2 separate regions of the Homo sapiens genome follow, and region 1 is linked to region 2. Evidence: chromatin contacts called from ENCODE Hi-C data. All regions are on one chromosome and are shown on one strand. Each heading gives the region's core, a stretch centred on a gene start or an enhancer-like site at or near the end of the contact. The rest is flanking DNA. Distances are from core to core; before and after follow the strand shown.

What was found. A loop is a pair of places that touch in the nucleus more often than their neighbours do. Pooled maps may share reads with other maps.
Region 1: a loop to region 2 is called in a map with no recorded cell type, with 6 times the contacts of the local background. The contact joins the promoter of PAX7 here to the promoter of IGSF21 in region 2. A Hi-C loop is called at or near these places in 8 of 37 single-sample maps with no recorded cell type and 9 of 50 pooled maps.

What each region holds. Positions count from the first base shown.
Region 1 is chr1:18,629,443-18,632,142 of GRCh38, reverse strand. It overlaps PAX7 (paired box 7), which reads right to left and starts at 1,297. Exons shown (of 9, transcript NM_001135254.2): 1 at 455-1,297. The coding sequence starts at 539. RefSeq lists promoters at 514-790, 514-1,424, 828-1,613.
Region 2 is chr1:18,106,503-18,109,202 of GRCh38, reverse strand. IGSF21 (immunoglobin superfamily member 21) reads right to left here and starts at 1,405. Exons shown (of 10, transcript NM_032880.5): 1 at 1,005-1,405. The coding sequence starts at 1,074.

The DNA of each region.
Region 1 (2,700 bases), core at 48-2,547, 520 kb before region 2:
CATGGTAGGTGGTTCGAAATAAAGGACTGGAAGACCAATCCCGGGGGTGGAAAAAATAATTCAAAACAAGAGTAGAAAGCTGGCAGCCAGCGAGCCAGGAGAGCCGAGAAACTGTCAGGGAAGAAGTGTCTGGAAATAGTGGAAAGAGCTGAAATTCACCAGGACCTGATATTTACTAGGAGTCCAAATCTACCAGAATTTCAGCCCTGCGGGTAAAGACCGGCAGCTAGCGACCTGCGAAACGAAGGCCGCCGGGCAGTGAAACCCACGCAGAAGCGGACAAGTATGGGTCCCAGAAACTCCCTGGGTTCCGCGCCCGGACTGGGACCCAGAAGAGAACGGGATCCCTCTGCTATCGCCGGCGCCGCCACCGTCCCCTGGAGACCGCAGCCTCTCCAAGGACCCCGAGTTCCGGGCGGCGGAGTCGCGGCGAGGCCAGCCTGGGCGTTCTTACCTTCCAAAGGGAATCCCGTGCGGGGGTAGTTCTGCCCCGGAGCCGGCCGCATCATTCTCGGTACCGTGCCGGGAAGGGCCGCCATTCTTGCGCACGCCGGGGACGAATCCAAAGTCGGCAAAAATCGCTTCCCGTCCGCTCCCTTCACCCCTGCTGCGATCTCTTTCTTTCCGTCTTCTTCGTCTTCTTTTTTTTAACCTCTTCTCCCTCCCCTCCACACACACTCCCTACCCCCACCCCCCACCCCTGGCTGCAGTCAAACGCGTCCAGAAGCTGGGGAGGGGGGTGAGGTGGGGTGGAGGTTGGGGGGAGGGAAGGTGGCGACGACGAGGAAGTTCAAACAAACAAACACTCCAACCCCAAGTCCGCCTCTGCCGGCTGGCCTCGGCCAGAAGTTGTGCGGGCTGATGCGCCTGGCAGAACCCGGAGACCAGGCCCCGCGGCGGAGGGGGGCCGGGGGAACGCGGCCGGAATCGAGGCCGCCAGCCTCAGAGTGGCGAGCGCCGCGCTCTCGCGCTCTGGCGCTCTGGCGCTCGGGGCCAAAGTTTCCGAGCCCGGAGACTGCGGAGTGGATTTCGTTCTCGTATTTATTTATATATTTATTCTCTCGCTCTCGCTCCCTCCCTCTTCTCCACGCCTTCTTTCTCCGGACCACACTCGCTTCTCCCTCCACACCAGCTTTCACAGCCCCGTCCCCTAGGAGACCCGGGGACAGACGGAAGAAGGAGCCTCCTCGGGTTTCAGGGCTGGACGGAGGAGACAGGGGGTGACGGGGTTGGGGAAAGAGAAATGGAAAAGCGAGGGGGCGCGAGTGATCAGCTGGGTAAGTTGTGCAAAAGTGTTCACCGAAGTACGAGGAGGAGGAGGAGGAGGAGGAGGAGGAGGCAGTGAGCGCGATCTGATAGGTTCGGACTTTTCTTTTATTCATGAGGAGGGAAGGGGGCCAGGGCGCAAGGGAGCGGAGGACCAATAACGAAAAGAAATCGCCAACGAATATTTTTTTCCCTCTTTTCTAATCCCCGGCTCGACCTCGTTTTGGGGGAGAATTTGAACCGCCGTGAAAAGAGAGGGAGCCGATCCCGGCGAGTTGGGGGCTGGGGGAGAAGGGGAGGGGGCCAACTTTGTCCCAGTGCCTTCCTTTGATGAATGGGCCGGATCCGCCGAGTCCCCGGCCCCCAGGTCGCCCACGGCTGCTCTCGGAGTCCCGGCTGTATGGGAATGTCTGCCTCGGGTCCGGCGCCTCTCTGGAGTCTCGCCTTTTCTCTGGCCTCCGAGGGCCAGAGTCCGCCCTATTTCTCATCTTCTCCCTCGTCTTACACCCTCTGAAATTCCTCCAGTGAGGCTCCCCGGGAACCGGCCTAGGGTGACTTGAAGGGAGGAATTCTGACCTTTTCTGTGTAATGTCAGAGCCCCGGTGTCCGGTTCTTACTCTACCTTCCTGCCGCTCTGAGAAGCCCCCAGTAACCGTATCTGGTTCCGAGGCTTGGCAAAGTGGGTCTGCCAAGTGCTAGGCACAGGTTTCTTCCTCCCCTTCCAGTTCCGCCCCGTGCAGACGTCTCCAGCCGCCGCCGTCCTCCTCAGGCCCCCAGGCCGGGCCTATAACTCCTTTCCAGCAGGTAGTTGGGTTTACAGGGAGTTGGTGCTGGTGTGAGGATCTGGGGGCCCAAAGAGGTGGGAAATGGGAGGGAGGGAGCCCGTCAAGACTTGATACAGCTCTGAACTCACCAACTCTGAGCTCCTTGCTGGTGGGTTTGAGGGGACGCCCCAACTGAATGATCAGGAGTCAGGGTGGGGTGATCAGAGGTTCCTGAATTCTTCGCTTTCTGAAGCCAGGGTGACCAGTAGCCTCAACCTCGGGACACCGAGTCCTGGGGGCGAAACGCCCTCCCAGCGGGGCAGGACGCCACAACTGCAGGCCTTTTGTCTCCCGGGGGAAAGAGCGTCTCTGGCCCCACGCTGGAGGCAAAATACAATAAAATGAACCCAGCCCTCAATCTCACCCCCTGCCCGCCCTCTCTCGGCAGTGGGGTCAGCCTTGTCTTAGCCTGGGGCGCTCACCGCTGGCTGGCCCCAGGGTGTCCCCATCCCTCCCCTTCGCCTCACCTGTGACCTTTGCCCCTTGCAGCATGTGACAGATCTCCCTCCTCTCCCCACTCTCCTAGCACAAGGGGCTCATCAGATTTTGGGGGGGCCTTCTGGGAATGGGGGCCCTGATGAAAAACTTGTTGAGCTCATACTCTCTCTAA
Region 2 (2,700 bases), core at 156-2,655:
GCTCTCTGCTCACTGCGCGAAAGGGTTCAGCTCCATTTAAGACCCACTACGCGGCGGCACTGGGTGGGAGGCCGGCCGCGGACCCTGGGGCTGCGGAGCCACCTCTCACTGGCTCCGGAGAACCCGCTCGGCTTCAACCTCCTTCTAGCTGTCTTAGCCTAACCCGGGAGCAAGTCCACACGGCGGGACACACACACACACACACACACACACACACTGAGCTGCTCACAACTCCCCAGCCCCGGAAGCGTCCATACCTCCCTGCACACGATAACCACACGCTCCATGGCACGCATACACACACTCCCAGCCCCATGAAGCCCACGACTCCCAGGCACCTGCACCCCCACCCATCCCACATAAGCAGACTCTTGTCCAGTGTCACAGTCCCATCTCCTGTGCACACAGAAATAGTAATCCGCTGTCGTACACCCCTAGAGACCTGCACACTCGGGACACACGTGAAACGCCAAACCTCACATACCCACCCCCTAACACCTCACACCCACAGTGACACAAGCTCACACACTTCACACCCTCACAGGGAAGGTGGCACATGTTCACACCCTCCCCCCAACATTCGCTCACACTCTCACACACACACCTTCTCCATGTAACTGACACAGACACTCTAACACCCATCCAGACCCTCGCTCACTCACACGCAGACCCCACACCATCACACACACACGCACACACACACTTGCATCTCTAAATACACTCCCGCACCTTCTGCCCACACAGCTCCTTCCCGGACACCCTCACCCAGACACACAACAAAGACACACAATTTACACACACACACACACCCTGGCACAAATCCATGAGCGCTCTCCAAGAGGCGTCCTCCCTCCCTCATCGAGCCAACCAGCTCCACAGACCCCGGGCAGGACCGGTGCTCGTAGCCCGAGCCTCTCGGAGCGACCCCGGCCAGCGCCCTCCCCCGGCACCCCGTCCCCGCGCACGTTCACCGCTCGGCTCCCGCCAGGCGCCCGCGCACTCACCGCGCGCCAGGTCCAGGATCGCGGCGAGCAGCAGGCAGACGCAGCGGCGGAGGCTCGGGGCGGTTCGCATGGTGCCCGGGAGCTGGCGGCGGTGGCGGGGCGGCGGGGGTGGAGGCGGTGGCGGCGGGTCCCCTCGCCATGGGCTCAGACGCGCTCCTGCCTCCGGCCACTGGCCGAGGCGGTGGCGGGCAGCGCGGAGAGCCGCGGGGGCGCCCCCATGCCGCCGCGGCCAGGCAGCCCGGGCGCCCGGCTCGACTCGGCTCCGGCTCTGCGAGGCGCAGCGACCCTCGCGCTCTGGGCGTCCTCGGGGCTCGCCGCGGTTCTCGGCTCCCTAGCTGCGCGCGGTGCCCACCGCGGCCCAGAGTCCGATCGGCTGCAGCGCCGGAGTTTGGAGCCGAATCGCGCTCTCTGCCTCGCGCTCGCCTCTCCCGGCGGCGCGAGCACCCCCCTCCTCTCGCCCTCCCTCCGTCCCTCCCCCTCTCCCCGCCCCCCCGCCCTCCTTGCCCTCCCCTCGCCGCGCTCTCCGCGTATTATACAGACTTTTCTTTAATCCTTTCTGGGCTGTTCGGCTCTCGTCCGCTAAGCCGATTTATTGCAGGGAGAAGGAGAGCTCACCCCCTCCTAACCTCCCCTCTCCCCTCACTCAGGTCCCCCCTCACTCAAAACTGGCTTGCTGCCTCCAGCTTCTTAACCCTTACCCAGGTGACCCAACACCCCGCCCTGGAAGCTATGCTCCATCGGATCCGCCTTTACCTAGCCCCTCCTATCCCCGGGATTACCATCGCCCTCCCCGCTACTCAGCCTGATGAAAGGAGGCAGCCTCCCTCCCGAGAGGGAAAGATGCCATCCTGGGAGCAGGGCAGGCAGGGTGTGGCTCTGGAGTTCTGACCTTGCCAACGATGAATGCCCTCATTGGGCAAGATTAAGGGGTTTCCATGTTCTGAAACTTCCCCAATTACGGCTGCTCCTTCCCCCAGGGACCCACGGAAATGGGGTGTGTTCTGTCTTTTTCCCATGTGCTAGGATCCAGCCAGGAAGGGTGAGGAACTGATTGTTTCCTCCTGGCAGAGACCAAGTTTCCACCTTTTTGCCAGACCTGACAGCTTTTCTTCCCAGGTCCGAGAAGAACAGGTTTGGGACTTGTATGTTACCATTACTCTCCCACCAACACACACGCGAGCACACACACACACACACACACACACACACACACACCATTGAGCCTCAGCCCTGGCGGTGGACTTTGAGGCCTCCTGCGAGGATGAAGGGGAGGGGTACTCTAGCCCTTGGAGTGGACTGGGGATGTGGTTAGATGAGGAAGTTCAGGAGATAGAATTTCACCATTGGTAGGGACCCAGAAGATTGGCAAAGCCCAGAAAAACCAGCACGACCAGGGGCAAAACCTGCTCAGAACTCAGGTGGGTCCCTTTACCCAGGCCTTCTATGGAGAATCTCCAGCTTCCCTAGCTCTGGCAGGTTGCTGAGTCAGGCTGTTGCATCGTTTACCTACATGGGCAATGGGTCTATAGCCAGTTCCATCTCCAGCAGCCCTCTGAGAGGAGTGTAGGGAGTGGGGTGGGCAATGGGTGGTTGCTGGGCTGCCTCTGGGTGAGCTTTGTGCAGAGATGTCCATGAAAGTGAACTGCTCCCTCCTCCTGCCCTCTGGAACCTCACCCCATCGCCTCCCAAGGCAGCT